Regions from separate parts of the Homo sapiens genome. Here region 1 is linked to region 2. The links are chromatin contacts, found by Hi-C in ENCODE. All regions are on one chromosome and are shown on one strand. Each heading gives the region's core, a stretch centred on a gene start or an enhancer-like site at or near the end of the contact. The rest is flanking DNA. Distances are from core to core; before and after follow the strand shown.

Region 1 (5,254 bases), core at 1,439-3,938, 6.3 Mb after region 2:
TTTGGACTGCTTCCTGTAGGAAAGTTTTTATTTTATCCTTGCACAAGCCCTACAAAGTAGGCAAGGCAGATGTTATTGTCACTATTTTGCAGATGAGAAGGAAGGAACTGAGAGAGCAAGGGGCTCTCATGAGGTTACATAGCGAGTCAGTATCAGAATGGAACTTAAGACTCAGGATCTCTTGGCCAGTGCTTCTGCATTTAGCACATCTTACTCCTCAATTATTCATCCACTAGGCGTTTATTCTGTTACATGGCACATTGTGCTCATGTGTTGTGTTCATATATGTGTGTGTTTTCTGGTGCTGTGTGTGCAGTTCATATAATCTCTATCCACTATGTATGTACCCTCAGAGTCCCTGTGTGCCCCCTAGGCCTATTTGGCTCTTGCAGCTCCGGGAGGACTCTCAGGTGGGAATTCAGTTGTCCTGTTATTCCTAGATCATTGGGCCTCACCATCTCCCTGGAGCTCCAGCTAGGTAGGAAAGCAGCTTTGATATCAGGAATAGATCCGTAGGCCATGAGCACAGAGCAGAGGAGCAAGCCAGCAATGTCTAAATAATGGTGATATTTAATATTTCATGATAATGTATAGTTTATGCTTTAGGATGTGTTCTCATAATTACTATTTCATTTTATTCTCTCTCAGCCCCGAAAGTAGATTTTGTTGTTTTTTTCTTTTCTTTTTCAGATGCTGAGAGATGTTACATGTCTTGCTCAAGGTAACCCAGTTGGAGGACAGTCTTGGCTTCAGCTCATTTGTCTCTAGATCCTGTCATCTTACCACTGTGCCTTGCTGCCTCTGAAAAGGCAGAAGGAAGTTATTCTCTTTCTAGCTTTGTGGAGAAAAGCAGGTGATACCTCAACACCAAGCCATAGGGAGCTTCCAGTGACTCTGCAAAGAAAAAAAAGACCAACTCAGACTCCAGAGCAGCCCCACCAGAGCCTGAGCAGTTGGAGCCTTCCACCTTCCCACCCCTGCGTTCCTCTTGTCCTTGGGCATCTCCTGTGTGTGCTTCGGGGAGGTGATAGCAGTGCTATAGAAGTAGTGGAGTGAAGATGTTTTCCTATCCCCGTGGCCTTAGATAGTGTCTTTGTCTTTGAAGAGTCAGGGGCATCTGGGGAGCTGTCTAACCGTATCTATCCTGTAGACTCGGGAGGAAGCTGCTGGCTGCTGTAGACAGAAGAGAATCCCTGTGCTTCGGGCTCCTAGGAAGGTGTCTGCCATCCTCTCTGTGCCACTGTTATCTGTCTTCTTCCCCATCAGATAACACCATCCACCGCTGCAGGGCTGAGCACGGCACCTTGTACATGGAGCTAAGCAGATGCTGCTTGAGAAGAGCATATGTTTGTGTCGGGGGAAACATGTCTCTCCTTGGTCCACAGAGCCCTACCTGCCCCAGGAAAGGACAGTGTTGGGAGGGTAACTCCCACCCCTCACTCCTCCCCCTCATTCCTGCCTCCACAAGCATCTTCTGGGAAAGGTGAATGAGGGAAGAGACATTTGCACTTGTCCCTTACCTACCTAAGTTCTATCCCCAGTGGCCACTTCTGGGGGTGTTGTCTTCTCTCTGGAGTTTTGGGGGACCTATTAGGGGGCATGTGTGGCCATAGGTCAAGCCTCATTCTCTAACTGGCCTTACCAAGACTTAAGCTGAGGTTTTGTGTTCACCTGTCTGGGTTGCTTGCCATTTCTCAAATGTTCTGCCAGTCAGAGGTGGGAGGAGGTCGGCAGGAATGTACTTGGTCATCTCGAACCCCATCAGAATGTGTGTGGAGGCCTCCTGGCAGCTTCTATGCAGGGTCCAGCTAGATCCCTGGGCTTTTCCTGAGATACACGGGGCTAACCCACTTCTTACGGATTAATTTTTCCACATCGGAAATCAGAAGCCATTCCCCAGGGCCTCCCCTTCAGTTTCATTATCTCCTTTGACTCTGCCCACAACCTTTGAAAAGGTCTCGCTGTTCTTCCCACGGAGAGAGAGGTGCAAGGCTTGCTCAGCCTCACACAGCCAATCCGTGGCAAAGGATGGCGGGAATTCAGGTGGCCCCAATCTCAACCCATCCTCTTCCCACCCTGTATCCTTTTTAGTTTATTTACAGGAAAACATGTTCAAAGGTATAATTACTAAAGTGCTCCTGGTTACACAATAATACGTCTTTACTGAAAAACAATAAATTAATGAGAAAAGAGATGCAAAAAACCTCAGAGGAAAATGTTGAAGTTAGGGAAATATTTAATACGCCCGCCTTTGGCTCACACCTTTTCCTGGGATGAATGACCCCTGTGATTCCAGCTCCCCCCCACCCCCACGAGGTCTCATCTAGCTGGATACCTACAAGCCATCCCTGTCCTTGGAAATACACCCCTCTCCCAATTCGCTGCCGCTAAGAAGCCCAGACAATTGGAGAGGAGTGGATTTTCCATCTGAATTATGCAGCTCCTTTGACACGCCTCCCCTCTCCCTTTGCATAGCCTTGGTTAAGAACTAGCATTTCTTCGTCCCCTCTCCCTGTCCCCTCTCACTGTCCGCGAGGCAGCAGCCCCCAGCCTACTCCGCGATCCTCCCAGCTCCCGGCACCGCGCGTCCTCCCCTTTAAGGCCCGCCCCTCCCCCCACGCCACGCCTCCCCAGGCCCCGCCCCCCGCCCCTCCCCTTTAAGGACCGGCCCCGGACGCAGACGAGGCTGTGACGCGGCCGCCGGCCCGGGGCTGGGTACATTGTCGCGCGGCCGCTTCCCCCCGGCCGGGCCCCCGCCGCCCCGCGGTCCCCAGAGCGCCAGGCCCCCGGGGGGAGGGAGGGAGGGCGCCGGGCCGGTGGGAGCCAGCGGCGCGCGGTGGGACCCACGGAGCCCCGCGACCCGCCGAGCCTGGAGCCGGGCCGGGTCGGGGAAGCCGGCTCCAGCCCGGAGCGAACTTCGCAGCCCGTCGGGGGGCGGCGGGGAGGGGGCCCGGAGCCGGAGGAGGGGGCGGCCGCGGGCACCCCCGCCTGTGCCCCGGCGTCCCCGGGCACCATGCTGTCCAACTCCCAGGGCCAGAGCCCGCCGGTGCCGTTCCCCGCCCCGGCCCCGCCGCCGCAGCCCCCCACCCCTGCCCTGCCGCACCCCCCGGCGCAGCCGCCGCCGCCGCCCCCGCAGCAGTTCCCGCAGTTCCACGTCAAGTCCGGCCTGCAGATCAAGAAGAACGCCATCATCGATGACTACAAGGTCACCAGCCAGGTCCTGGGGCTGGGCATCAACGGCAAAGTTTTGCAGATCTTCAACAAGAGGACCCAGGAGAAATTCGCCCTCAAAGTAGGTCTGGGGCCCGGGGAGGGGAGGCGGGGCCGGTCCCGGGCCCTGGAGCTCCACGGCGTCGGGTGCCCGTCCCGGCCTGGGTCGCGGCGCGGGGCGGAGGGGTGGCCGCGGCGGGGCGGGGCGGGGCGGCCGGGCCGGCGGTGCCGAGTGCGGCGCGGGCGGCGGGTCCCAGCGCCCTCGCCTCCCTGACCGCTTCCGGCCGCTCCCGGGCGGGAGCCCTGGGACCCGCTCCTGGGGACTCAGGGGACCCTGCCATTTTGGGGTTTGAGCGGGATCCAGCCGAGTCAGAACGGTTGGCTTCGGGACTTCTGCTAATTTCACTCCATCTCAAGGAAGTGATTTTGGGGTTGGTGGTTCCCCGTCCTCTCCTCCCTCCTTTTTCTCTCTCTGCGGGCACAAAAGGCCCATTACTCATTGAGCCGGTTGGTCGGTTGGTTTGGAGAAGTCGGATCGCAGAGGTTTATTTAGCCTCGCTCCTTATTTGGGAGCCGGAATGTGTGATTTCACTTCCCCGAGCCTCGCGAGGGCAGCCGGGCCGCCTTGGGGCGCGCCGGGCAGGAGGTGTGCGGCGGGAGGGTCCTGGGTGTCCCCCGGCTGCGGGGGCGGGATTATTTGGATCCCGGAGCTGGCCCCCTCAGCTGGCCCCCTCCCACGCCCGCGCGGGGCGGCTCCGGGGAGAGGCCGGCGGTGTCCGCGGCCCGGCTGATCATTGTGAACAGAGTCTGTAACCCGCGGCCGGGCCCGTGCTGATTCCGCCTCCTAGAGAGGGCCACTTGCTGTCCTGGACTCGCGCCGTGATGGGCAGTCTGAGGAAACATTATCCTTGAGCCGGGGGAGCCCATCCCTTTTCTTTCTTTAAGGGGTGTGGTGGTGGGGAGAATAAGGATTCAAGTGAGAATATCGACTTCAGAAGTTAAACACAATGGACTGGGAGGTCTCATGAGATGGGTGGGTCCGCAGTGAAGTGTGAGCCGGTCTTGCAGGGTCACCAACAAGGTTTTCCTCTCACAGGGGTTTCAGGTCAAACCAATCTCTAAAGGTGACGCCTCAGGTCTGTTTCCCCTGGGGTGTCTCAATGATTGGAGGAGGAGAAAAATACTTCCTGTGTTATATTTTTCTCTTCCCCTTCAGCCCCCACAGCGAGCTGTATTTCAGTTGTCAAGTACAAAACTCAGAAATGTGGTATGGGTGGAACTATTGGAATATACGATCAGATGTTTTAAAAGAAACACCAGTACTTCGGGGTTGTACGGGGCAAGCATGTTCCATTTCTAGATTTTAAGGCCTCTAGAATTGTTTTCCTGCTGCTCTCATACTCAACCCTGTTACAGTGCTTTGCTTTCTACTGTAAGTTATTGCTCTGGGATCTCGGTTGTTGTTTAGTGTTGACTGTTGGAGAGGGGATAAGTATCTTCAACACTTCAACATTTGTGTCTTAGACTTCTCTTTCCCTACTCATAACTGAAGGGAAAGGAGGAGGAGGAGTTGTTTGGATTGAGCATGGCTCTGACCTTGGGGACTGGAGTTGGGTGAATACAGTTTGACCACAGTTAACCTGTATCATTGAGGAAGTGACAGACGGTCTTTACAGGAGTGTTTGCTGTCCCCTCTGAGACACCATCTGCCTTCACCCATTAGTAGTTTGGGGACACTGGCTGTTCATTCTCTTGGATATTTGGAATATTATGTAAAGACTTCAGAACAAAAGCTCCCAACTTCTGCTCTGTATTCTGTTTAATAGACACACGCACAAAATCATCCTATAAAATGCTTTTGAGTGGCAATTCAGATTTCTCTTGTAACTAACGAGAGAGAGGTTTACATATTTTTCTACTTTGAATAGTTTTGGAAGGAAAAATCCAGCAGCGTGTTAAATAACACTCATAGTTTATCCCTCTCAGGTTAGAAGTGGGCGAAGAGTGAAGTCAGTCTGTTTTGACAGGCAGCCTGCTCCCAGAT
Region 2 (4,676 bases), core at 253-2,752:
AGATTACCCATATTGGTATGGTTTGATGACCCAGGTTCTGCACTAGTGGCTCCTTTAACTATGACTTCACCACATGTGCGCCTGTGCTTCAACAATCTATCAGTCCTTGAAAAATACTGTTGGCAAGTGTCACACTTATATGGCTTTTCTCCACTATGTGTCCTCTTGTGTCTCTCCATATGGTACTTCTGAATAAACTTCATGCTGCACTGATCACATCCAAATGGCTTCTCTCTACTATGAATTTTCTCATGTCTCTGTAGTAGGTATTTCTGAATGAAACCCATACTACACTGGCTGCACTGGAAAGGTCTTTCTCCTGTATGAATGAGGACATGTCTCCGCAGGTGATAGGAGCTTCGGAAAGCAGCACTACAGTGATCACAGATATGAGGTTTCTGACTTGGGGAGAGGATGGCACCTTCTCCATCTCCAACCAAAGAAGGTTTGGAAGATGCACTTGGCTTCCTCTTGGCTTTGATTCCCTGAGATTCTGGCTTTGGCCTTTTTGCCTTTTTGACATTAGTGTCCTGCTTTGGCTCCTCAGTGCCATGGTGGTCATCAGTCCTGCTACTGCTGCTGAGTAATACGTCACGGTGGTGCTGGGCTGGTTGCTGCTGGACATGCTGGTGGAGAATACTGAGGTCCTGGATGACGCCGTGACTCCCCCCTTCACCGCCTCCTAGGCCTGGAGACCTCTCTTCAGCTCCAGCGAACAGCCCCCCATAGTGGTGGTGGTGATGGTGGTGGTGGGACTGCTGCTCCTCAGGATCCGCGGGTTTCTCCTGTTTGATGCTAACCAAAGACTGCAAGAACCCCCAGGAGGTCCTCTGCGAGGGGAAGGCCGCGGCTGACGCCGCCGGCTCCTTCTTGAAAGTCATGTCCGGGGCTGGCGGAGGGGGGGGCTCAGCGGCCGGGGCTGCGGAGGTAGAGGAGGATAACACGCATTGCGGGGGAGGGGCGGCCGACCCCGCCGGCCGGGTGAAGCTGGTGACCGGGGGAAGACGGTGGTTGAACATAACCATACCCTGGGGAAAGGTGGGTTCCATCTCTGCCCTCCTGCCGCTGCTGCCGCCGCCGCCGCCGCCGCCACTACCACCGCCGCCGGAGCCGCTACCACCGCTACTGCCGGTACCTCCGCCGCCACTCAGGAACCCACTGCCGATTTTCATACCCCGGAGGAGGCCTGGCTGAAGAAAGGAGGAGGAAGAGGGAAGAGGGAGGAAAGGAGGTGGAACCGGGCCCCGGGCCGGGACCACCGCAGCGCTAAGGACCCCGCCGCGCCGCCGCCCAGACCGCAACGCGCCCAGCACTAATTCCCAGCCCAGTCGCCTCCGGCACCGGCACGCATGGTCCTGCGACTCTTCCCCAGGCCTCGCCCTCTCCCTCCTGGACCCACCGGCAATACTTACGGGTCCCGCCGCCGCCGCAGCCGCCGTCGCCTCCAGTTAATAAAAATAACGCCGTCCTCTCCACAATGGAATTAAAAGCCTCCCGTGTACTGCGCAGCCGCGGCGCAGTGTCTGCTGGGAACTCCTCGACCCGGCCAGAGGGGAGGGCTAAGGAGCCAGGGCGCCTGCGCCGCAGCTTCCGCCCGGCCTGCCTGTCAATCACTGGGGCCGTTGGGCGGAGGCGGGGGAGCAAGGGCAGGGGAGGCGGGGATTTGGAGCCCTGCTAAAAAGGGGCTTTCGAGGCGAACAGGCGTGATTGGTGGGCTGCACTGAAGGAGATGAAAGTGGTTGAGGGTTTCTGGGGGAAAGACGCTCAGGAGGTGGAACCCAAGGGGCGGGAAGTTACGGGGGACTGTACTACAGCGTGGCGTGGGAGATGCAGAGAAAGGGGCTGGAAGAGAAGGTGAGGGAAACTGAGGATTCAATGTTAGGGCTTTCTTCACTCTAGGTTTTGCAATCCAGGTCTTGAAATAAAATTCAAACCTAGAAGTGGATCATTGAGGGCACTTTTGATTCTATCAAGAAGCATTCAACTCCAAATGCTCAACATTTATTAAAACAGGTGCTTATGTTATCCCTTTGAATTTGGAAGCACTAATAATGGGCGCATATCCTTTGCATTTATGGGAGGAGCCTGCTTTGAAACCGCAATTAGTGGTACCGTTGCAACAAAAAAAAAAAAAAGAAAAAGAAAAAAACTTGTCTTACTGCCAACCTTCCTGAAGGCTACTGGAAGAGGAAACCGAGCGTAATCCAGGTGCAGCAGTCCTGTAAAACACGCCCACACACATACTTCATTATCATTACATCTTATTTAAATGCCCCCGTACCTTAGCCTGGCTAATCAGTCTGTTTGCCACGTTATGAATGCCTGGCCCTTTATATTGTTTATGAAAAATTAACCACCAGGCCATTCTAAGAGCTCTGCTAGGATCAACTCTTTCCTCGCCAGTACAGAATACCGAGAAACTCATTGCAAATTTAGAAATTTTTCTTGTAAGGGAAAATTATGAAGTAAAATCTTAAAATCAAAGTTATATCAACAAAATCAAACAACAAATATTTATTCAGTGTCTAATGTACACAAGGCACTCGATTTCATGTTAAGCATGCAGAAATCTAAACCAGACACTTTCCTAGCAAAGGATATTTATAAATGAGAAATTTTAAATAAAAGAACTAGAACTATGACAACAGCTTATTTACATAGTATGTTTTCTTAATGAAGTTACATGTACATCACAATGTTTCTAGCTAAATAACTTCTCATAATTAAATAATAAATTCTCTGGGAAATTTCACAATCGAAACCATAGGGATTATTTACTAATACTTATGGACCTCTCTCAGCCTGCCCTAAAAATTTTACAGACAATATTTAATGAGAATTTTGAGATAAGAAGAAATTGCTTTTTTTCTAATCCCATGAAACAACATGTAAGTATTCCACCACTTAAACTGACACTTTAATACTGTCAAGTATAGTTGTGATATTGTGAAATATATATTTGGACTTTGAACCGTTTTGTGGCATACAACTGCTAAAAATCCTTGGAATCTGCAAAGTAATAAATGTCTTTTTGTATGCTAATGAAGCGACTGATGATGGCTGGCAACCCCTAGGTAGCTTCAGGATGGGGGCTGGTCACCGGAAAGACCAAGGCAGGATTAGAGTTTGGGACTTTCAGTCCCACCCCCCGACCTCCGGGGAGGAGAGAGGGATTGAAGGTTAAGTTGATCTTCAATGGCCAATGATTTAATCAATCATGCCTGTGTAATGAAGCCTTCATAAAAACCTAAAAAAGGACGGGGTTTGGAGAGCTTCCTGTAAGCGAACCCGTGAAGGTTCCAGGAGGATGGCGCACCCGGAAAGGGCGTGGAAGCTCCGCGCCCCTTCCCACAGACTTTCCCCCATCCATCTCTTCATCTGGTGTTCATCGATAGCCTTTGTAATGTCCTTAATAGTAAACCGGAAAACGTAAGTGTTTGCCTGGGTTCTATGAGCTGCTCTAGCAAATTAATCAAGCCCAAGGAAGGGGTCATGGGAACCCCGATTTACAGCTGGTCAGTCAGAAGCACAGGTAAAACTACCTGGGGCTTGTGATTGGCATCTGAAATGCGGCCGGCCAGTCTTGTAGGCCTGGGCTCTTAATCTGGGGGATCTGATGCTGTCTCCAGGTAGGTAGTGTCAGAATTGAATTGGAGGACACCCCAGTGGTGTCTGCTGCAGAATTGATTGCTTGCTCGGTGTGTGGGGAGAAACCCCTACACATTTGGTCGCAGAAATCTTCTGTGTTGATTGTTGAGTGAGAGTATAGGAGAGGCTGAGTTGTTTTTTTGTTTTTGTTTTTGTTTTTTTCTACAATAGCTAAGTGTTAAAGACTGAAAGTTCAAAAACTTAAGGCAGTCGTAAAATATTAGTCAACGCCTGTGAGAAATGAGGCTGTCCCTTTATTCAGGGTGTCAGTGTTTAATGGTAAGCTGGGATGCATATAAGCTAGTCCAAGCATGAAGGGCAGTAGGACACTCATATGAAAAGCCAACTTTGTTCCTCAGTTATCAAGATAAGAAACCTGTCATTTCTCTCATTCACTCTGTCAGCCTTGAGATACTCCAAGCAGACTTACCTCTGTGTTGTACACCCCATATATCAGGAAGATGAAGAGACCCTGTAAAATAAAATGGAGGGGAAAAGCTGTTAACGCTAATCATTTCAGCAGTAGAAATACCTGAAATAAACTTTCCTGGGAACAGACAAAAGAAGACACACTTCATCAAGGTCAATTTATTTTCCTATTTTTCAACATTAGAAGGTGTACCTTGAGCATTTATATGATAACATAGCAAGCACATCACTTATAATGGTTGTGCTATTCAATTCTTTAGAAGTACAAAATAAAAATACCATCCCAAGTACAAAGAATATTAATTAGAAAAATCAATATACCAGTTCTGAAAGATAGCTGGGTAATGAAAAAATTAAACTCAGGAAATGTTATTAAAGTAATCATAGAAATAACACTAAGCATCAGTATTTCCAAGCACTGTTTTAGACTGTAGCAACTAGAATATATTTGTTACAATCTTCAACAGGGTTAAAATTAAAAAAAAAAAATTATAAAGCAGCTAAAAGAATAAACTTAAGGTAATAAGTATGAATAGGTTTTGAAATAATACTTGAAATACCAGCTCGAGATAAAATTTCACATTACCATCTGTTGTGAA

What was found. Hi-C counts contacts between places; a loop is a spot of excess contacts on that map. Pooled maps may share reads with other maps.
Region 1: a map of ascending aorta shows a loop between it and region 2 (10-fold over the local background). The contact joins the promoter of MAPKAPK2 here to the promoter of ZNF281 in region 2. A Hi-C loop is called at or near these places in 1 of 168 maps with a recorded cell type or tissue (ascending aorta), 1 of 37 single-sample maps with no recorded cell type and 4 of 50 pooled maps.

Annotation. Positions count from the first base shown.
Region 1 is chr1:206,682,217-206,687,470 of GRCh38, forward strand. MAPKAPK2 (MAPK activated protein kinase 2) reads left to right here and starts at 2,689. Exons shown (of 10, transcript NM_032960.4): 1 at 2,689-3,292. The coding sequence starts at 3,014. It overlaps LOC124904495 (a long non-coding RNA gene), which reads right to left and starts at 2,590. Exons shown (of 3, transcript XR_007066833.1): 1 at 1,525-2,590; 2 at 1,135-1,327; 3 at 1-894. It overlaps LOC124904496 (a long non-coding RNA gene), which reads left to right. Exons shown (of 3, transcript XR_007066834.1): 3 at 691-772. RefSeq lists silencers at 2,665-2,844, 3,305-3,354, 3,365-3,454, 3,865-3,954.
Region 2 is chr1:200,408,534-200,413,209 of GRCh38, forward strand. It overlaps ZNF281 (zinc finger protein 281), which reads right to left and starts at 1,503. Exons shown (of 2, transcript NM_001281293.2): 1 at 1,413-1,503; 2 at 1-1,190. The coding sequence starts at 1,172. RefSeq lists enhancers at 752-1,329, 1,330-1,907, 1,908-2,485, 2,032-2,081, 2,757-3,363 and a silencer at 1,512-1,691.